2 separate regions of the Homo sapiens genome follow, and region 1 is linked to region 2. A link is a loop called in an ENCODE intact Hi-C map of the cell type or tissue named here. Cell type or tissue: Caco-2. All regions are shown on one strand. Each heading gives the region's core, and the rest is flanking DNA. Links, peaks and the distances in the headings are about the cores only. Region 1 overlaps TULP4 (TUB like protein 4). Region 2 has its middle 42 kb from the start of TMEM181.

The links. Peaks named below come from ENCODE experiments on the same cell type or tissue, not always from the same donor. Only the 100,000 strongest peaks of a DNase experiment are listed, where the experiment ranks them.
Region 1: it touches region 2 in a loop (2.1-fold over the local background); 2 of 110 quality-filtered maps call a loop at or near these places.

What each region holds. Positions count from the first base shown.
Region 1 is chr6:158,446,548-158,457,129 of GRCh38, reverse strand. TULP4 (TUB like protein 4) reads right to left here. Exons shown (of 14, transcript NM_020245.5): 4 at 7,954-8,134; 5 at 4,862-4,996. Among named protein-coding and RNA genes, the nearest start is that of TMEM181, 110 kb to the left of the region's middle. In Caco-2, for the core only: no CTCF peak of the experiment used is centred there; DNase peaks (open chromatin) are centred at 4,029 and 4,799.
Region 2 is chr6:158,512,892-158,523,473 of GRCh38, reverse strand. It overlaps the pseudogene CACYBPP3. Among named protein-coding and RNA genes, the nearest start is that of TMEM181, 42 kb to the left of the region's middle. In Caco-2, for the core only: no CTCF peak of the experiment used is centred there; DNase peaks (open chromatin) are centred at 4,773 and 5,123; H3K4me3 peaks cover 482 bases.

The DNA of each region.
Region 1 (10,582 bases), core at 1,464-9,463, 66 kb after region 2:
GTCTGTAATAGAACAGATGACCCCAGGCTAAAAACATTGCCATGTGCCGTCTCCAACAGTATTCTGGTTGTCTCATCCCAGTATTTACCAACATAGCCCGTAAGATAGTGGATAAAAAAATAAGTTACAAAACAAAAATGATTGCTATTCATACCACATGTAAAGGCTAAGTCCTTAAAACATTCTGATCCCAAGAGAGAAAAGGTAAATTGCCTACATATAGCACTGTCGGGGCACAGAGAACGAGATCCCAAGTATGGTGTTTTGGTACACTGAACATTTTTTTTTTTTTTTTTGAGATGGAGTCTTGCTCTGTCGCCCAGGCTGGAGTGCAGTGGCGTGATCTCAGCTCACTGTAACCTCCACCTCCCAGGTTCAAGCAATTCTCCCACCTCGGCCTCCCACGTAGCTGGGATTACACGCACACGCCACCATGCCTGGCTAATTTTTGTTGTTTTTTAGTAGAGATGAGGTTTCACCATATTGGCCAGGCTAGTCTCGAACTCCTGACCTTGTGATACACCCACCGCAGCCTCCCAAAGTGCTGGGATTACAGGCGTGAGCCATCGTGCCCGGCCTGAGCATTTTGAATTAAAGACAACTGGAAGGCCTTAGAACAGAGGTGTCCAATCTTTTGGCTTCCTTGGGCCACACTGGAAGAAGAAGAATTGTCTTGGGCCACATAAATACATGAATACTAACAAGAGCTGATGAGCTTAAACAAACAAAAAATCTCATAATGTTTTCAGAAAGTTTACAAATTTGTGTTGGGCCACATTCAAAGCTGTCCTGGGCTGCATGTGGCCCACAGGCTGCAAGCTGGACAAGCATGCCTTAGAAGCTGCTTCAGAGCCAGGGACTTTCTGATCTCCTGCTTTCCCCAAATAACCAGGAAAGACTTAACCACCAGAGAAGAGAATAAAAGTTGTCGAAACCTTTGGTCACAGTAAGAGTTCTACCCCTCACCTTCCCATAACTTACAAGTCCTGTTCAGTTCCTAAGAATTATTAACAAGGTAACGTCTACCTCCTGGATCCATTCATTTCCCCTAGAAATCACTTACTACTAATCATGATTGCCTACCCACCTCCCCATTTCCCTCCTTTCCATGGAAAGGGTATAAAAACTTCAACCATGTGGCCTTTCTTTGAGTCTCTTATTTTATGTGGGTCCTATGCTTATTCACATTAATACATTTCTATGCCTTTTCTCCTGTTAATCTGTCTACTGTCAGTCATTTCAGGGAACCTTCAGAGAGGACAGAAGGGAAGCTTTTTCTCTGTCCTTACAGCACCTACTTGATGGCACCAGCTCATTTCGATTTAATCTAACTTTCTGAAACTAGGAAGACACAGAACAAAAGCATCCTGCAAATAATTTTTTTTTTTTTTTTGAGACGGAGTCTTGCTCTGTTACCCAGGCTAGAGTGCAATGGCGCAATCTCAGCTCATTGCAACCTCTGCCTCCCGGGTTCAAGTGATTCTCCTGCCTCAGCCTCCCAAGTAGCTGGGATTACAGGCATGCACCACCACGCCTGGCTAATTTTTGTACTTTCAGTAGAGACAAGGTTTGGCCATGTTGGCCAGGCTGGTCTCGAACTCCTGACCTCAGGTGATTCACCTGCCTCAGCCTCCCAAAGTGCTGGGATTACAGGCGTGAGCCACCGTACCCCGCTGAAAGCATCCTGTAAATAACTGAAAACATTTTTAGGTTAGATTTAGATATCTAGTTAGGTAATAATTAAAATGTTAAATTTGGCCGGGCGCGGTGGCTCACGCCTGTAATCCCAGCACTTTGGGAGGCCGAGGCGGGTGGATCACGAGGTCAGGAGATCGAGACCATCCTGGCTAACAAGGTGAAACCCCGTCTCTACTAAAAATACAAAAAATTAGCCGGGCGCGGTGGCGGGCGCCTGTAGTCCCAGCTACTCGGGAGGCTGAGGCAGGAGAATGGCGTGAACCCAGGAAGCGGAGCTTGCAGTGAGCCGAGATTGCGCCATTGCAGTCCGCAGTCCGGCCTGGGCAACAGAGCGAGACTCCGTCTCAAAAAAAAAAAAAAAAAAAAAAAAAAAAAATGTTAAATTTGCCTGTATTTTTAGAAGAAAACTCAAGGAAAAAAATTTCACATTTGGGAGGGCTACTTTGGGTCACCTCCCCAACTTACCTAACATATCCTTCTACCTATATTGCACATATGGTTGCAAAACGTTAGAAGTGCTGCTCCAGGATGGGTATGGTGGCTCACGCCTGTAATCCCAGCACTTCGGGAGGCCCAGGCGGGTGGATCACCTGAGGTCAGAAGTTCGAGACCAGCCTGACCAATACGATGAAACCCCATCTCTACCAAAAATACCAAAATTAGCCAGGCGTGGTGGCATGCGCCTGTAATCCCAGCTACTAGGGAGGCTGAGACAGGAGAATCACTTGAAACTGGGAGGCAGAAGACTCAGTGAGCCAAGATCGTGCCACCGCACTCCAGCCTGGGCAACAAGAGCAAAACTCCATCTCAAAAAAAAAAAAAAGAGAGAACTGTTGCTCCAATACCTTGGGCATATTCAAGGCATAAAAAATAAAGTTTCCATAAGCAGGGTGGTAAAAAACTGGAAAAATTCCCCCGTAAAGAATAAAAAGGAACTGAGTGGTAATTATATTATGTTCAGCCTTCACCAGATATTTGGTAGAGAAACCAAGTTCTGGATTCCTGAACTAGAGGCAGGTTCTCAAAAAATTAATAAACTTGGTTTAAAGGTTTAAAAATAGAATTTTGAAGAAAAAAGTTAAGCATGGATTATAAATACATTAGGAATTAATGTTGATCATCCTGTGTTTTAGCTCCATGAAAGACAGAACATTCAGAAAAAAATTTACAGACAAGCACAGGAATTTAAGTTCATCATCACCACAAAAAATATGTACTCAACTCCTACCAGGGCCTATGTGTGATAAAAAGGACTTCAACGTCATTCATGTCCCTCAGGACTTTACAGCCTAAGTAATTCCTTATAATTACAGTCCTGAGACAGTAGATTGGGATGCCCAAAAGAGGGTATGTAATATGTTTCTAAAAATATTCTATAGTTTAAAAATAGAGTAATTACTTGGGGGGGGGCGGTGCAGAGGCAGGTATGATTCTTGCCAACCAACAGTTAAGTATATAGACTTGATTCTTTTTTTTTTTGAGACGGAGTCTCCCTCTGTTGCCCAGGCCGGAATGCAGTGGTGCGGTCTTGGCTCACTGCAACCTCCGCCTCCCAGGTTCAAGCGATTCTCCTGCCTCAGCCTCCCAAGTAGCTGGGACTATAGGCACACGCCACCACACCTGGCTTTTTTTTTTTTTTTTCCGAGACAGAGTCCTGCTCTGTCATCCAGGCTAGAGTGCAGTGGCTTGATCTCAGCTCACTGTAACCTCCGCCTCCCAGGTTCAAGCAATTCTCCTGCCTCAGCCTCCCGAGTAGCTGGGATTACAGGCACCTGCTACCACGCCCAGCTAATTTGTGTATTTTTAATACAGACGAGGTTTCACGATGTTGGCCAGGCTGATCTTGAACTCCTGACCTCGTGATCTGCCCGCCTCGGCCTCCCAAAGTGCTGGGATTACAGGCGTGAGCTACCGTGCCCGGCTTTTTTTTTTTTTTTTTTTTTTTTGTGAGACAGAGTCTCGCTCTGTCACCCAGGCTGGAGTGCAGTGGCGTGATCTCGGCTTACTGCAAGCTCTGCCTCTCGGGTTCATGCCATTCTCCTGCCTCAGCCTCCCGAGTAGCTGGGACTACAGGCGCCCGCCACCACGCCCGGCTAATTTTTTGTGTTTAGCTAATTTTTGTATTTTTAGTAGAGATGGGGTTTCACCATGTTTGCCAGGCTGGTCTCGAACTGCTGACCTTGTGATCCACCTGCCTTGGCCTCCCAAAGTGCCGGGATTACAGGCATGAGCCACCGCACCCAGCCTAGACTTGATTCTTTACATCCCTGTGACTGCTGAATAATTCAGGCAAGCAGCAGTAGCGCACGGTAATGACTCCCTAGACCAATGGCCAGTTTTGAATGACAGCAGCGAGTTACACCAAAGTTCCTGGCTTGTCTCCTATATCCTCATTCAGATTACAGGAGGTCCCTTAAACATCAAGGGTCAGAGGCAGCCCAGGTATTGAATTTTAAAACCTTTTTACCTTGTACCATTCAACCCTGAAGAGACAGATTGTTTTTCCATAGAACTCACATCAATGGGGTCAACAACATCAACAGTACTCTTGAACTGCAAAATTCACAACACTCCAAATGCCTATGCCCACTGATTTTCTTTTGAGATAACAACACTCATAATATCTATCAGGAAGGTATCAGCACTTGACTGCTGCCCTTCACAACAATGCCTCAGTCTAGTAATTGCAGAACCTCCACAAGTCTTTCAAGGTAACTTTATCGCACAGTGATGATCAGTTCCTTAATAAGACTGTCAGATTCTTAAAATTACAGGGGCTTCTGTGTAAATGATGTCTTGTGCACCATCTGCTGCCTTAGGGATGGCAGGTGCTGCAGTCCGTTTATTGTGCAGACATGCGTAAGCCAGATGCAAACATACCTGTACACCTGAGAGAGGATCATTCTTGTCATAGTGAGGAAAAGAGCAGGCTAAGACAAAGACTGAATGTCAGGAATCTCCCTTTGAGATAAGACTAGGTATGGACTTATCAGATAAGCAAAGGAGTGAAGAGGGAGTGGCTTTAGTTAACAGACTCCATGAAGCCCAGAAGGTGTCACCACAGAGGACAGGAATCAGTAAGCACAGAGTGTACAAGACCGGCCTTGAGGCAAGCACACACAGGCCCGGTCTGCAGGTTTGGGGTGTGTGCAGCATTCTGTACCTTTCAGCCCTGAGCGGATGACCGTGGGAGACAAGTCATCGTAGTTGTTCATTAAGCTGATGTCTCCCGAGGTGAAGCTGACGGTGAGCAGAGGCTTGATGTTCTGCACTGGGATGGGATATGCTGCCGGACCATCTGCAGGAACACAAGTGCCAAGTGAAAAGGAGGGAAGCACACCACCCAAATCCAGGTTCCCAAAGCTGAAATCTTGCATGGTGCCTTAGAAATTGCCTGACAATGCAGATCCTACTCTGGATTGGGATGCTACCTGAATGAAACATTCTATATCATTCAGGAACTACACAAGGGCCATCAGTGGGCACTAACAGAGAATTTGTGAGTAAGAAGCAGGACACTAGGGACATAGCCCTGGGGGCAATTGGTGAGTGGTGAGAATATGTGTGAAAGTTTACTAACTTGATGTTAATGTGTTACACGGTTCTAATGACATATAGACATAAATTATTTTAATGTCATACAACATCCAAGGATGGTAGGAGGAGGGATAAAAACATTTTCTTAATTCTGGTCTAAGAGAGAAAAAAGTTGCTTTTCAAGTTCCAAATCCTCTTTCTAAATCCTCTTTCATTGAATGTTACAGGAAATAAGCAGCCACAGAGGCCAGCCCAGATTTGGAGAGAAGGTTGGGCTAAATGTGGCTCATAGAGGCTTGCTGCACCTGCGGAGCACAGCCGGCATAAGGAAAACCCTGCTCTGGAGCCTCATGCAGACATTAAGGAAGGGGCCATGATGGACCATGGACTTGGTCTTTCACAGGGTGTTTGAAAAAGCAAAAGTAAGCCCTTCCTAGATGCCTAGATAGAGCAACGTTTTCAGAAGGCTCCTGTAGGCTTCACAGCCACACTGGGCTCATCTTAGCAGCCATCGAGGTGGGCCTACCTGCCAGTTGTCTGCAGAGGAAGCCCAGTTATTGCTTTGCTTTACATCATGACACTGCACTATACCGACCTCCACACTCAAATTCCCTAGGCCACTAAGAAGAACCCTGTTGCACGTGAAAGGTGAACACCTGTCATCCTCTAAACTGCCCCCCCTGCTTCTGAGAAGGGCAACTGCCTGGAGGAGCAACCAGGGACTGAATTCTGTTCTTGGATTTACTCTGGACTTGCTTTATAAACTTGGTCTCTGAGTCCTGTTTTTTTTTCCTTTCTTTTCTTTTCTGTTTTTTCCTTTTTCTTTTTTTGAAACGGAGACTTGCTCTGTTGCCCAGGCTGGAATGCAGTGGCGCGATCTTGGCTCACTGCAGGCTCCGCCTCCCGGGTTCAAGCCATTCTCCTGCCTCAGCCTCCGGAGTAGCTGGGATTACAGGTGCCCACCACCATGCTTGGCTAATTTTTTTTTTCTTTTGTATTTTTAGTAGAGACGGGATTTCAGCGTGTTAGCCAGGATGGTCTCGATCTCCTGACCTCATGATCCACCCGCCTCGGCCTCCCAAAGTGCTAGGATTACAGGCCTGAGCCACCGTGCCCAGTCCCTTGTTTTCTTTTTTTTTTTTCAATAATAAAATGGGGGCAAGTAAATCTAGATTTGACCCACTAAAGAGGAGTTCTAAGAGTATGCTGAGTCCATGTGATGAAGACACTGACTTTACTATTATGAGGCTGTAGAAATATGACCAACACTTCTCTCAAGGCTGGTATCCTATTAGGAAAGGGGATGGTTAATTCCTAAATTGCTTTATGGGTGCTAGGAATACCCATAAAAAGCCCCCAAGCCACTGGTCCTAAAACACTACCATTAATCTCAATTGTTTTTCATGTGTGAATGCCTTCTCCTAAAATGAATAAATGAATGAGTATGTGTGTACACACATACGTGTCTGCTGCTGGGAAGCATAACACACTGTGACAGGAAAGAGAAGACAACACAACACGAGAATATTGCAGGTTCTAACGGAGGCAGACAATTTCTCTAATTTCCCCCGGAACAGCCCTTCACAGGACGACATGCCCCACAATGGCAGGAAAGGTTAGAAAGCACCCACTGTGCCCTTTGACTATGAAGGGCACACAGCAGTGTAAGCACAGCTGTGCTAGGCTAAGGATAGAAGCCTGCGGCAGTGTGACCACTTCTAATCAAGAAGCCAGTCCCATTCCCCAAAACGAGATGGTTACAGCTAGGCAGGAAGGCTAAATTCTAGTGTTCCATACCATGGAGGATGACATGTTAACAATAACATATTATCATATTATATAGTTTCAAATACCTAGAACGAGGATATTGAACGTTCCCAACACAAAGAAATGATAAATGTTTGAGATGATGAATATGTTAACTAAAATGATCTGATCACTATACATTATGTGTATCGAAATATCACAATGTAGCTCATGAATATGTACAATTATTGTATCTCAATTTTTTTAAAAGAGATGGGTGCAGGGGATGGGATGCTGGTGAAGAGCCAACTGAGTGGGCCAGTGCTGCACACTGATTCTGGGGACCTGCTAGAGGTTAAGGTGGCTGGAATTTGAGGTCATCCCCACCAAGAGTACTCAACACCAACTGGAGTATACAGAGAGGCAGTAGGTCTTTTAGACCTGAGGAGGAGGAGAGCTTCTGCCTGAAATAAAGAGGACAGACAGAAATGTAGAGTTATCTGCCCAAGGTGCTGGCCTTCATTATGGCAAAACAAATCCTTTTCTCATGCACCTAAAGCCGCGGGCTTTAATAACATTGGGGATTTGGATATATCACATATTAAGTTATAATAATAGCACAGCATTTTTCATCTTTAGCTTTCTTTATTGTCACTAAGCAGCTAAGCCCCACAATACCTCAGGGACACAGGAAGAGCCATGTGTCTCACTTTATATCTAGGAAAAGCTAAGCGAATTAAGTGTAATCAATTCGACCAGTGATTCTGAGAAAAGGGACAACAGCGGGGAGACAGTCACATCTAGATGAGGCCAGCCCTACCTTGCATTTCAGCTTGATAACTCTTCCCAGGAAGCCCGGGTGCCGTAGGTGTGGCGGCCCTTCACCCTCCCTCCTCCACATCAGTCTACTCTGCTCCGATGCCCTTCCTTGTCCTTCTGGTCAGTGACAAGGAAAGTAGGGCCAATGAGTACCTTGGGGAGGGGCGTAGTCATCTGAGTCCGTGTCGCTCTCGCTGCTGTCCTCCACCAGGAAGATCGGGTAGTTCCAGGACATGCCGAGGACACCGTCTGACTCGTGCAAGAGGACGTGGGCCAGCATTCTGCCGTGGCAATCCATGACAATCACCTGCCCATCGGCCGTGCCAAACAGCACCTGCAATCCAGGATGGGGACCTCTGACCAAGTGGCAGCAAGGGCCAGTTTCTGGCACACCTTGTTGCCTCGATTTGTTTTAGGAAGACAATATACATTTAGAACTAAAAATAGCTAGTTAAGTAACAACAGCACAGTGACACAAAATGTTAAGTAGAACCTCTGCTGGCTATTCCTGCAACAATTTGAGTCCTTTAATACTGAAATGTGACTAACAGCAGAATGAGTATATTATATTGCATGAACGTTTTCAAATAATACCAGCAAAATCTCTGTTATACTATTTGCAGGGGTTTTGCTTTGTATTTTTGATTGGAGGAGAGGAGTTAGGAAAATATTCATTTACTTTTCTGGAAAACGAAGAAGCAGCAGAGATTTGTTGTTATTATTTTCTCAAATTTAGAAGAAAAAGCTTAGGTTTATGTTTGACCAAAGAGAAAATACATTGGGTTATGTAAGCATGTTATATAACCATATTTGGAAAAGAAGATGCTCCTGAAACAATGTTTTATTTCCAATGTTGAATGTTTTACTTCACTGAGAATAATAATAGTATTAATGTATTAATTTATAATTAATTTAAGGATGTAGTCATGGTATTAAAATATTAAGTACTTACTTTGCACTAAACACTATGCTGAAAGCTCTACCTCATTAATTGTCAAAACCATGAGTTAGGCGCTAGTTTTGCTGGTGTGGCCCAGGTGGGCTTTTGCTACCACAGTGTGCTGAGGGCTGCTCCTCAGACACCTTCCTTGGCCTCACCCATCTCAGAGCACATACTCAGGAGCATGCTGGGTAATACAGACAGGTACATGGCCAGAGCTAAAGAACAATCTGGATAGAGGAAGGCTGAATGCGCCCCTCCATGACAGCAGCAAAGGAGCACCTCACAGCTGCTGAACATCCCCCCTGCCGCCACCAACCAACCAACAACACTAGTGGTGCCACCAGTGGGACATCCTGAGAGGAATCTTGGGTCCTGGGCAGCAGGACCTCCACCGAGGTGCATCACATTGCATTATGTTCTGCTTTGTGTGATGGTCTCTGCAGTTTCTGCATTGGTTGCCATTAAAAACTTTACATCTTTTGTGTCTAATGGGATCTGTCTATCCGTCAGCATCTCATTGCAACAATCATGCAAGTTATCTCCAATTTACAAACACACGAGCAACTTAAGAGAGGCCAAGTAAGCTGACAAAGGCATTAAGTGATCAAGCCAAGGCTGTCTGACTAGAAAGGCTAGAATTTACCCAAAGGGAGAGCTGGTTAAGGCTTTTTCAATTTTTGCTTCTTTTTGCTTGAGATTTTAATGTGAAGCTCCTTGGGGGAGAGACAGTCCATAGCTATGTGGCACCTAACAGAGCTTTGTGTACAATGCAGGCACTCAGTAAATATTTATTGCTAAACGAATGCACTAAAGTCAGTGACAAGCAAAAGGCAATTTTAGGATATAAATACTGATGACTAAGAGACTGCCTGCAGAAAGTTCACAGAATTCAGTTATTTTAGAATAAATTGTTCATCAAATATTCCTTTAAATATGATCTATATTTTAATGAATGAATACTAAAAAAGGCTAAAACAATTTGCCTCCAGACGCAGCAATTAATTCATTACTATATGCTGTTTTCAGGAAAGACATAACTACTAGGAACACCATGAAATTCATTTTAGAAAAAGGTGAAATTTTAGCTGTCAAAAAAAAAATTACTATCTGATAGCATGTCTACAAAGCCTTCATGTGACACAGGCGTAGGGTCAAGACACCGGAGCATGGGTCACGGACCTGCTGAAATCCTGGAAGAGGCAGATGTTTAATGTACTTGGTGAGCAATTTTCAATAACAATAAATATGAAACATGACTTCTTATAACTTTAACTAAGCTGTACCCATTGCCACACTTATCACTATTCTCATCCCTTTACTGTGGGATTGTGTGATTTCTGTCTGACCCCTAGTTACACTATAAACTTTTGAGGCGATGGACTATTATGGACTGAATGTTTATGAGCTCCCCGCCTCCCCAATTTATGTTGATGGTATTTGGAGGTAAGGTCTTTGGGGGATGATTCAGTTTAGACAAGGTCGTGAGGGTGGGGCGCCCACGATAGGATTAGCGCCCATATAAGAAGAGTATGAGAGACCCCAGCTTGCAAGCACTCTCGCTACACCCAAGCACTGAGGAAAGGCCATGTGAGGACCCAGGGAGAACGCAAGCCAGGAGTCAGCCTCCACCAGGAACCAAATTGGCTGGCACTTTGATCTGAGGCTGGCCAGCCTCCAGAATTGTGAGAACTCAATGTCTGTTGTTTAAGCCCCTTGGTCTGTGGTATTTTATTATAGCAGCCCAAGCTGAGACCTGAACCACATCAGCTTTGCTCAACAGTACCTCCCTAGGCCCTGTCATGATGTACAACACACAGGAGTATTTGCAAAAGGGAGGAA
Region 2 (10,582 bases), core at 1,738-9,737:
CAAGAGACAAAGAGCATACTGGCCAACATGGTGAAACCCTGTCTCTACTAAAAATACAAAAATTAGCTGGGTGTTGTGGTATATGCCTGTAATCCCAGCTACCCGGGAGGCTGAGGCAGGAGAATTGCCTGAACCTGGGAGGCGGAAGTTGCAGTGAGCTCAGATTACGGCATTGCACTCTAGCCTGGCAACAGAGTGAGACTCCATCTCGGAAAAAAAAAAAAAATTGCATTATCTCTCTGCTGGCACCACTGACACATCGATATTGAATTACAGATATACGTTTTATTTTAGCTACTCTTTCATACCCACTGTCTATTTTTTTTTTTTTTTTGCTTTTTTTGAGACGGAGTTTCCTTCTCGTCCAGCTGGAGTGCAATGGTGTGATCTCGGCTCACTGCAGCCTCTGCCTCCCAGGTTCAAGCGACTCCCCCACCTCAGCCTCCCAAGTAGCTGGACTACAGGCGTGTGCCACCATGCTCGGCTAATTTTTGTATTTTTTGTAGAGACGGGTTTTCACCATGTTGGTCTCGAACTCCTGGCCTCAAGTAATCTGCCTGCCTCAGCCTCCCGAAGTGCTGGGATTAGAGACGTGAGCCACCGTGCCTGGCCCACTGTGTCTTGTTATTATGGATGGAGAGCCAGTTCATCTCCAGGAGTGCTGGGGCATCCATGCCAGCCACAGCATTGGTACTGGGGGCTTACCTGCCTGCTTGACACTTCACCGTCTTGTCCACAAAGTTCTACCCGTGCAAATGCACCCTGACCATTTCCTTTCCACCAGGCCATGTACAGCTTTCCCCAGCCAGGGGGATCACGAGGTCAAGAGATCAAGACCAGCCTCGCCAACATGGTGAAACCCCATCTCTATTAAAAATATAAAAATTAGCTGGGCGTGGTGGCGCACACCTATAGTCCCAGCTATTCGGGAGGCTGAGGCAGGAGAATCGCTTGAACCCAAGAGGCGGAGGTTGCAGTGAGCCGAGATCACGCCATTGCATTCCAGCCTGGGCAACAGAGTGAGACTCTGTCTCAAAAAAAAAAAAAAAAAAAAAAAAAAAAAAAAAAAAAAAAAAAAAAAAACCGACAAAAAAACACAGTCCTTATTGTCCCTTGGGTTTTGTTTCTGATGCAATAGAAGATGGATTTCCAGATGATTGCTAGAAAACAATAAGAAGCATGATCATTTAACGGCTTTACATCTCCCTCCCCGTTTCCCCTTTTGGTTTTCATTAAGTAATGAATTTATCAAGATATTGTATTATGTAAAGTAGCTAAGCATTTTTTTCTTTCCAGAAATGTATATTATCTAATTATTTTATAGAAATATAACTTTACCTATGAGTCGGTTTCTCCCAGAGGAGAGAATAAATAAGAACTAATTCTGCCTTGCATTGCATTTATTCAACAAATGTTTACTGAAACTTGTTAAGTTTGGCACTTTGTAATTGCTGGGAAATGTTCTGGGAGTTGGTATTTGGGCTGTTGAAGTAGTTAGGCCCTTTTGACTTAAGAGGTGTTTGGTGTGGGTTGAGCAAGGGTGCCTCCAGCCACTCCAGCCTTGGCAGCCCAGGCAGGACTAAAGAAGAGGGTAACCAACAACCAAAATTGGTAATTTGTTTCTATCTCTACACAAACTTAGGTTAATTCAACTTATTTCTTTTTTGCTTGAAACTAAGAACAGTGTGAAAAATGGCAATCCAAGAAACATTAATTTATTTAAGTGAAACAGGCCACTGAGACTGAGTTTCTCCGAGTTCACCCCAAAAAAGGACATTCTAAATTAAGTGATTAAATTTTGGCTGATGGAAAATTTGTCTGTTGAAATATCAGGTGCTGGGGGAGGGAGAAAGGGAAATGAACTGAAAGTGCCAGGCTCTCTTCCCCCTCCCCTCCCCTCCCCTCCCCTTCCCTTCTCTCCCTTCTCCTCCCCTCCCCTCCTCTTCTTTTTCTGAGACAGGGTCTCACTCTGTCACCCAGGCTGGAGTACAGTGGCGCAATCACAGCTCACTGCAGCCTCAAACTCACAGGCAAGCAATCCTCCCACCTCAGCCTCCTAAGTAGCTAGGACTACAGGTGCATGACACCATGCCAGGCTAATTTTCATATTTTTTTGTAGAGATGGGGTTTCGCCATGATGCCCAGGCTGGTCTTGAACTCCTGGGCTCAAGTGATAGGTCCACCTTGGCCTCCCAAAGTGGTGGGCTGACAGGTGTGAGCTGCTGTACCCGGCCTATGCCAGGCATTTCTTTCTTTCTTTCTTTCTTTTGAGACGGAGTCTTGCTCTGTCACCCAGGCTGGAGTGCAGTGGCGCAATCTCTGTTCACTGCAACCTCCGCCTTCTGAGTTCAAGTGATTATCCTGCCTCAGCCTCCTGAGTAGCTGGGATTACAGGCGTGTGCCATCACTCTCGGCTAATTTTTATATTTTTAGTAGAAATGGGGTTTCACCATGTTGGCCAGGCTGTCAGGGTCTTACTCTGTCACCCATGCTGGAGTGCAGTGGTGTGATCACTTCAGTGAGATGGCCTGTATTTCCTTTGTGATTGGTCCTTGTCTTGTTTGGGTGTCAGTGTCATATTGATATGTTATTTTGAATATTATAACACTTTGCCCTTATAGTGAGGGAGAAGTGTTTCCTCTTTTTAATTTTCTGAAAGTGTTTGTATAAGAGTAGAGGAACAAGTTCCTTGAAAGTTGATGGTACTAATAAGTAAAACCATTTGGCTTGAAATTTTCTTTGCAGGAAGATTTTCTACTGATGACTACATTTCCAAGTTTTCAAATCTACAGCATACAATTGTGCATAGTCTTCTTATTTTCTTTCTCTTAAAAAGATCTCTCTCTGAAGTTAGATTCCACTTCTATTCCTCATATCATACTTTTGTGCTTTCTTTTTTTCTTCCTACATCATGCCAGATATTTGTCAAATCAATCTTTTCCAAGAACTAACTTTGACATCATGGACCCTCTTGAATGTATTTTCGTTTTTTATGTTCATTAAATTTGATCTGGCCAGTTGTGCTGGCTCATGCCCATAATCCCAGCACTTTGGGAGGCTAAGGTGGGTGGATTGCTTGAGCTCAGGAGTTCAAGACCAGCCTGGGCAACATAAGAGACCCTGTCTCTACAGAAAAATACAAAAATTAGCTGGGCATGGTGGTGCATACCTATAGTACCAGCTATTTGGGAGGCTAAGGTGGGAGGATCTCTTGAGCCCAGGAGGTTGGTCAAGGCTGCAGTAAGCTGTGATCACACCACTGCACTCCAGCATGGGTGACAGAGTGAGACCCTGTCTCAAAAACAAAACAAAACAAAACAAAAAACACAGGTTTTTTAATCTTAAAAATCAGCCTAGTTGCTGAATGGAGAGTGGCCTGGGGGAAGAGGGAGCTAGAAGTCCGCAGGAGGCTGCTGAAGAGGCAGAAGTGAGAGTGAGTGCTGGCCCAGGTCAGGCAGCAGAGGGAGAGGAGGAGCTCTTGCAGGAGAAGTGGCTGGGACTTGGTAGTGGCTACTGTGGAACAGGAGGAAGGAGAGCGAGGGGTCCAGGGCAGCTCCCTGTCATCTGGAACAGCTGCGCACCCTTCCGCAGGGGCCCCAGAACACCACACACTGGGTGGAGAGGATGAGTTGGTCTGGGAGACAGGGACTCAGCAGTCTTGGAGGTAGAGAACCAGCTGGGACCATACCCTCTGCAGGGCAGGGCTGTTGTCCACTCTGCGTAGCTACCCATCTCCTCCAGGCATCGCAGTGATTGGCATGCATTAGACACTCCATAAATATTTGCTGATTAATGAAAGAACCACCAAAAAAAATCTGTGTCCTGAAATCTCTAGCTGAGTGCCTCAGCCTGCCTAGACTCAGCAATGCTGTGTAGCCCTCCAATCAGAGTCTGGGCTTATGCTGCCCCCCAGCACACACCACACACAGCCGGGAGGTGCTGCAGGCGGCTCTCCCTGCCTCGTGACAGCTGAGGGTGACATTTCCAGGAATCTTGAGAGCCAATTTTTAAATACAGTCATTATATAAAATTAAATTGCTACTTAAGGCACATCTCTTTCCAACTCCTCCTTCAGTGAGTCTGGTGGGAATATTTATACCATGGAAATCAGCAAAAGCCACAAATCAGGGTTGATTTCATTTCATTGTTTTAGTCTAGGCTCTAGACTTAAGAATGTGATGAAGGCAGTGTTCATAATGCAATTTAAATTAAAAATGTGTCATATCTGCACCATCACATTGTAAACAGCACAAAAGAATCGAGATCTGATCTTCAAAAACTATTATCCCATTTAGCAAAGAAATGGCTTATGTCATTAATGTATGAGTAAAGTTCTAACATATGTTTATGGTGTTTCACTGAAGACACATTTTCGTTGTTTCACTTTTGTCTTGCTCAAAAATGTAAATGAAAATAACCAACATTCATGTTGAGGCTACATTTGTTTACCAATTACAATCTTAGGTTGGCTGCAAGACAAACATTTGGCAAAAATCAACAAAAGCATTAGCTATTAAGTCTGGCTATATGGAGTTATAAGAAAAATATTGTGTATTTTGTTATTGTAATTGTGTACTACACATCCTATATAGCAATACAATTTATAATGCTCATGTAAGGTATATTTATTCATTCCAAGTTTGTGTGTTTCTGGAGAGCTGGTTGTTAGCTATTTACCAACACACCACTCCACTTGTTTGCCAATTTATAACCTTCAGCTGAAAGTATTGTTCTCCTGAAGAGGGCACCAGAGGGGACGGAGCCCAAACAACAGAGAGCACTGCACGGGGAATTGGGGAGATGCTGTTTACCCAGCAGCAAGGACCTGGCAGGCTGGATAGTTTCAGTGTGAACACGAAGAAGGCTGAGTGCTGATCAGGGTGCCGTTTACATTTTATACTCACCACCTTCTATTGCGAGGCTCACTGGCACTGGTTTTGTTTATTTCCATAAACATACAATAAAATGATCCTCCAGATCATCTTCGGGAACCTGGACAAAGTCTGGACAAAATGAACCCATCTTCGGAGTATCATCTCCCTCATGGGAAGGTGACTGCAAAGGAGAAAGGAAGTTAAAAGCAAAGGTCGGGGCAGGCGCAGCCGCGCAGCCTCACCCGGGCTCGTCTGTGACTCATTTCCCTGGAGGGGAGGCTTCTATCTGAGGTGCTGGCTTCTGCTCCCTGGGGAGCCGGCGCTTGTTCTCTGTGGTTCAGGATGCTTCAAGGAGCGATTCTCAAAGAGGGGCTGCGGCCTCATGGCTCTGAGATTTGCTCCTGACTCTTTTTCAACACACACTGCCTGGATGAGAGGAAAGTCACTTACGATTTTCTATCTGAGATTTCCCCATCTTTTAACTGGGACCAAACCTTTGCAGGGGAGGAAACATTTCTTTTCCTCATCCATCACTAGGGTCATGACCAGGGCCCCCATTAACAAGAGAAAACCATACAAATTTTATTTAATACAGCCATGCACCTCATAAAGATGCTTCAGTCAACAACAGACTGAATATGCAATGGTGATCCCGTATGACTATAACACTGGATTTTAGTTGTCCCTTTTCTATGTTTAGATACAAAAATACCTCCCATTGTGTTTCAGTTGCCTGCAGTGTTCAACACAGTGACATGCTGTGCGGGTTTGCAGTCCGGAAGCAATCAGCGGCCCCACAGAGACCAAGTGTGCCGCAGGTCATGCCTCTAGGTCTGTGTAAGTGCACTCTGTGAGGTTCCCACAGTGACAAAACAGCCTAGTGACACATTTCTCAGGACATCTCTCATTGTTAAGTGATGCAAGTTTTACATGACATGGGAACCTTCAGAAATGAGGACCCAAAGACACAGACACCTGTTTTTTTGTTTGTCTGTTTTGAGATGGAGTCTCACTCTGTTGCCCAGGCTGGAGTGCAGTGGGACGATCTCAGCTCACTGCAACCTCTGCCTCCCGGGTTCCAGCGATTCTCCTGCCTCAGCCTCCTGAGTAGCTGGGATTACAGCTAATTTTTGTATTTTTAGTAGAGATGGGGTTTCACCATGTTGGCCAGGCTGGTGTCAAACTCCTGACCTCAAGTGATCCGCCCACCTCGGCCTCCCAAAGTGCTGGGATTTCAGGCGTGAGCCACTGTGTCTGGCCGACACCTGTGTATTTTTACGCTGCTAAGTCTGATGAAGAAGTCGACAGGTGTGAGGGACAGTGGGACAAAGGGGTGTGATCCCTTGGGAATAAGCTGGGGGACTCCGCAGTGCCCGTTTGTGCAGGTTCTTCTCTGTACCCCTGTGTCTTCAGAGATGGAGACATTCCTCTCCTCTGGGGGCAGGGAGGGCACCTGTGGAACAAGGGTCTTGGGCCTGCTGCAGGGGCCAGGGGATGTGGGGAAGGTGAGAGTGAACTTCCTGCTTCTGCTGTTTTCTCAAATGCCAAGGTGCCACATTCTGGGGTGTGTGTCCTGAACCCCGTCACCTTCCCTGAGAAGGGCTTGTGGGGTCTTCCTGCTGTCAGAACAAGCTATACTGTGGTTTGCGAACCTGCTGTTACATGGAGTTGGCTCTGGGTGTCATCTTTACCTTTGCCTTATTTTTGGAGACTACAGATATCCAAATGGAAAGAAAGGAAAGCCATCCGTTCTTGCCATTTAGTTGAGAGAAAACCTTGGCTAATGAGATGATGTTCAGCTGTGTCTCTACAGGTACTGAGGATTTTTTAAAAAGTACCAGGCTCGGGCCGGGCGTGGTGGCTCACGCTTGTAATCCCAGCACTTTGGGAGGCCGAAGCGGGCGTACCATGAGGTCAGGAGTTCGAAATCAGCCTGACCAACATGGTGAAACCCCGTCTCTACTAAAAATACAAAAATTAGCCGAGAGTGGTGGCTTATGCCTGTTGTCCCAGCTACTCGGGAGGCTGAGGCAGGAGAATCACTTGAACCCGGGAGGCGGAGGTTGCAATGAGCCGAGATCGGGCCATTGCACTCCAGCCTGGCGACAGAGCAAGACTCCGTCTCCATTCAAAAGTCCCTCGGAGCGCTCGTGCTGCGTGGCGGCGGCCGGGATCGCGCTTACAGCGGGTGCGCGCAGGGCGGGTGCACGCTCAGGACAGGTGCGCGCGCAGGCTGAGGACCCTTGCACTTAGCCCGCAGCCGCGGGGCCTGCGCTCAGGTCGAGCGCGCTGGCTTCCTGGAGAGTTTCCTTTCGTGTTCCCTCCCCTGAGCGGCTGCCGCTGGCGCCTTTGGCCTGACCCAGGCCGGCCATGGCCTCAGCTTGGAAGAGCTATAGAAAGATCCAGAAGAGGTAAAAGGTGTTGCTGGAAAAGGCAACTAGGAAAACGGTGCGTGATGCCCTTCCAGCTGAAAAATCCAAGACTGAGACAGAAATGAACAGGATGCGGCAGAAATCACAGAGGAAAGCAGAACTCCTTGACAGCGAAAAGCCAGCTGCGGTGTTTGCTCCCATTGCAGGGGACCTACAGTGACACTCGGTGACTATGCACGGGGTCAGCCAGGTGAGGAGGCCAAGTTCCCGCTGAGAACGTGCAGATGCGCTCCCCAGAGAGGTCGTGTGATCTCTTGGTGTAGGATCTAACTGGGCAGGGTTATCCGTGAGTGTGAACAATCCATTGACACCCACTCCTGTGGAAGGCAAGGCGGATACAGTTCTTATCTTCTGTAGAAGGAAAGCGGAAAACACGGGGTGGGATCACCTGACTCAGGTTGAAAAAGGGTACAAAGAAACCGAAAAGACCCCCTACGACACTGAAACAGACTCCAGGGAGGGGCTGATGAACGTTCTAGGGGAAGTGGATGAGGACGGAGATGAGGCTGTGGAGAGAAAGATTCATAAAGCCTGGCTGGAATCAGGAGAGAAACGAGACGAGGGGGGACAGGGGGGTTTGAGACTTTAAAGTTCTTTTGGGAACTGTGATGCGGACGTGCTGGTGTTCCCAGTACGGGAATACTGGTGAGCTGCACATACGCATTTACAGGTAACTCCTTACACGGCCCTCTTCTAAGCAAAGGCAATGCATTCTCCATTTCCTACTGGAAGATTTATTTAAATAAAATATGCCTATTAAACAAAACAAGCAAACAAAAAAGTCCCATAGCACAGATGCTTTCCCATCTGGTTGGTTTGTTACGTTTTCAACATAGTGTACCAGTCCTTTATCCACATAGATAATTCACTTTTTTCAAGTATACTCTCAAGAGGTCCACATCATGAAAAACAGGTTAAGAAATGAGATAGGCCAAGTTAGCAGAGCCAGGGACATGGCCACCAGCTCGCTGTGGCCCGGTCGGGGTGCCTGTGCTGCTGTCACAGTGAGCATGGAGGACCAGGTCAAGAATGGGACAGTGGGGCTGGGCTTTTGCCGCTTCTGGCTGCCTAGCAGGTGGACTCTAACCAGCGGGTTACACGGAGGCACTAAGTGGGTCTGGGCAGTGTGGTGTTCTCAAGAGGCTGGTTTGGTCTAGTCTGACCCGTCCACTCTTCCCGGAAGCTGTTTGTGGAGAAACGTGGGCTCTGTCTCCCACAAAGACTGTTGGGCCTATTCTCTTGCCATCCTCCCACGAGCTCAGCTTGGCTTATACCAGCACCTGCTGACAAGTGTGTGTGTTAGAAAAAGAGAATGTTGACAAGCTCATCCTGTGGGAGAGAACCCTGGATGCAAGGGTGAGACCCACTGGAGTGCAGTGCACAGGAACAGATGGGCTGGGGGCACGAGGCTGACTCCATGTGGCCTAAGATGGGCCAGGGATCCTGAGGGTTCCATGAGCTGGACGCTCTGTGGCTTTTAGAGAAACTTCCCTTCCCAAGCTGCCTGAATCTATAAGGTCATCAAAGGAACCACTTAGCGAAGAAGAGACTTTTCTTCCACCAGTGCAGGAAATGGGACCTAGGCTGGAGCTGGTTATTCCAAAGGGTGGATGAAGGCAGTCTCTTTCTACTAGAGGAATGTTTTCTCTCAAGTTTTATAACAAAGGAAACTGTTGAGAAACTGGTGAGAAACCACAATCCTGGGACGGAAGAGCCTTCTGCAGTCAGAAGCAGGTACCTGAGGAAGGCAGGAAGTGGGACTCAGAGGACCCCATGGGCTCCAGCACAGAAAGAAGTTCATCACTCGAGGGTGTGTCTTCTCATCATAGGGGTTGGGGGGGCGCATGCGTGTGGCATGCACATGCTGTGGTGTCTGGACTGCCTGCCTTTTTACTGGGGAGAGAAAGAAAATATAACACTGGTCAAGCCCCTGTTTCAGTGACCCCAGACACTGAAATAAAAGGAAATGCCCCTGTTACTGGGTGAAAGTGCAAGATTCTGATTAGTGGTTCAAGGTGACACAGGAGACACTGAGTTGATTCATGTGAAAGGAGGAACCACAGATCATTCACATGAGCTGGAGGATGAACCAACAGGAGACATAGAGACCCTTGGTTCCCAGGACAGAAGGGAAATGGTGTCAGGTCTGGGCACTTTTCTACTTTTGGAGAAGAGTGGAGAGAGGAAGCACTAGGTTGTCCATACCCTCAGGGTTGAAGACAATGGGAAATGGCTGTCACAACTGGGAGAAGGCAATGTGACTGGTTGCCTTTATCATCCAAGCTCCCCGCTCTTTCCCGGGACAAGAGCTATCCCGTAGCTGTGCCTGCAGTGAGGATGCTGCACCATCACTGGGTGCAGGGGAGAGCCTGGGAGCCAGCCAGAGCTAAGTGGCAAATGGGATGCTGGGATTCATAACAGTGACCTGGAAGAACGCATGGGCAGGTCAGAGGACAAAGAGCAAGATGCTTTGCAAGGTGTCTGCATGCTGTCCTGAGTGGTGGTTGAAGCTTAAGAAATTCCTATGACTGCCGGGCATGGTGGTGGGTGCGGTGGCTCACGCCTGTAATCCCAGCACTTTGGGAGGCCAAGACGGGTGAACCACCTGAGGTCAGGCGTTCAAGACCAGCCTGGCCAACATAGTAAAACCCCATCTCTACTAAAAATACAAAAATTAGCTGGGCATGGTGGTGCGTGCCTGTAATCCCAGCTACTCGGGAGGCTAAGGCAGGAGAATCGCTTCAACCTGGGAGGCAGAAGTTGCAGTGAGCTGAGATCATGCCATTGTACTCCAGCCTAGGCGACAAGAGTGAAACTCCATCTCAAAAAAAAAAAAAAAAAAATTCCTATGACTTACTCTGGGGCGCCTTCTTTACTTGAAGCGATCGCTCAGACAGGAACTCTGAAATGGGTTCAAGAAATGAGCCAGCACTTCCAATGGATGGCTTCTTATTCTTCAGCACATAGAGCAGCTGTTTCTAGGAAGTGTAGGGAAACAAATCCACACAGACTGGCTCCTTTGTGAAGCCTGGGTGAATAATAAAACTGGTCAGCCGAACGTTCACTCTTTCCAGAATTCAATAACAAGGACTTAAATCTCATTCTATAAAGCGGATGAGCTCACCTGATGAGGGGCAGGGGTGGCCCATCTGTATGTAATACTTGTTTTCATGGGAGATGACTAAGTATAAGTAGCTCAGAGCTCATTACAGGCAAATCTTTACGACACACCAGAGTGAGAAGCTGGGAATAAACCAGGTCTATTCATTAATGTGA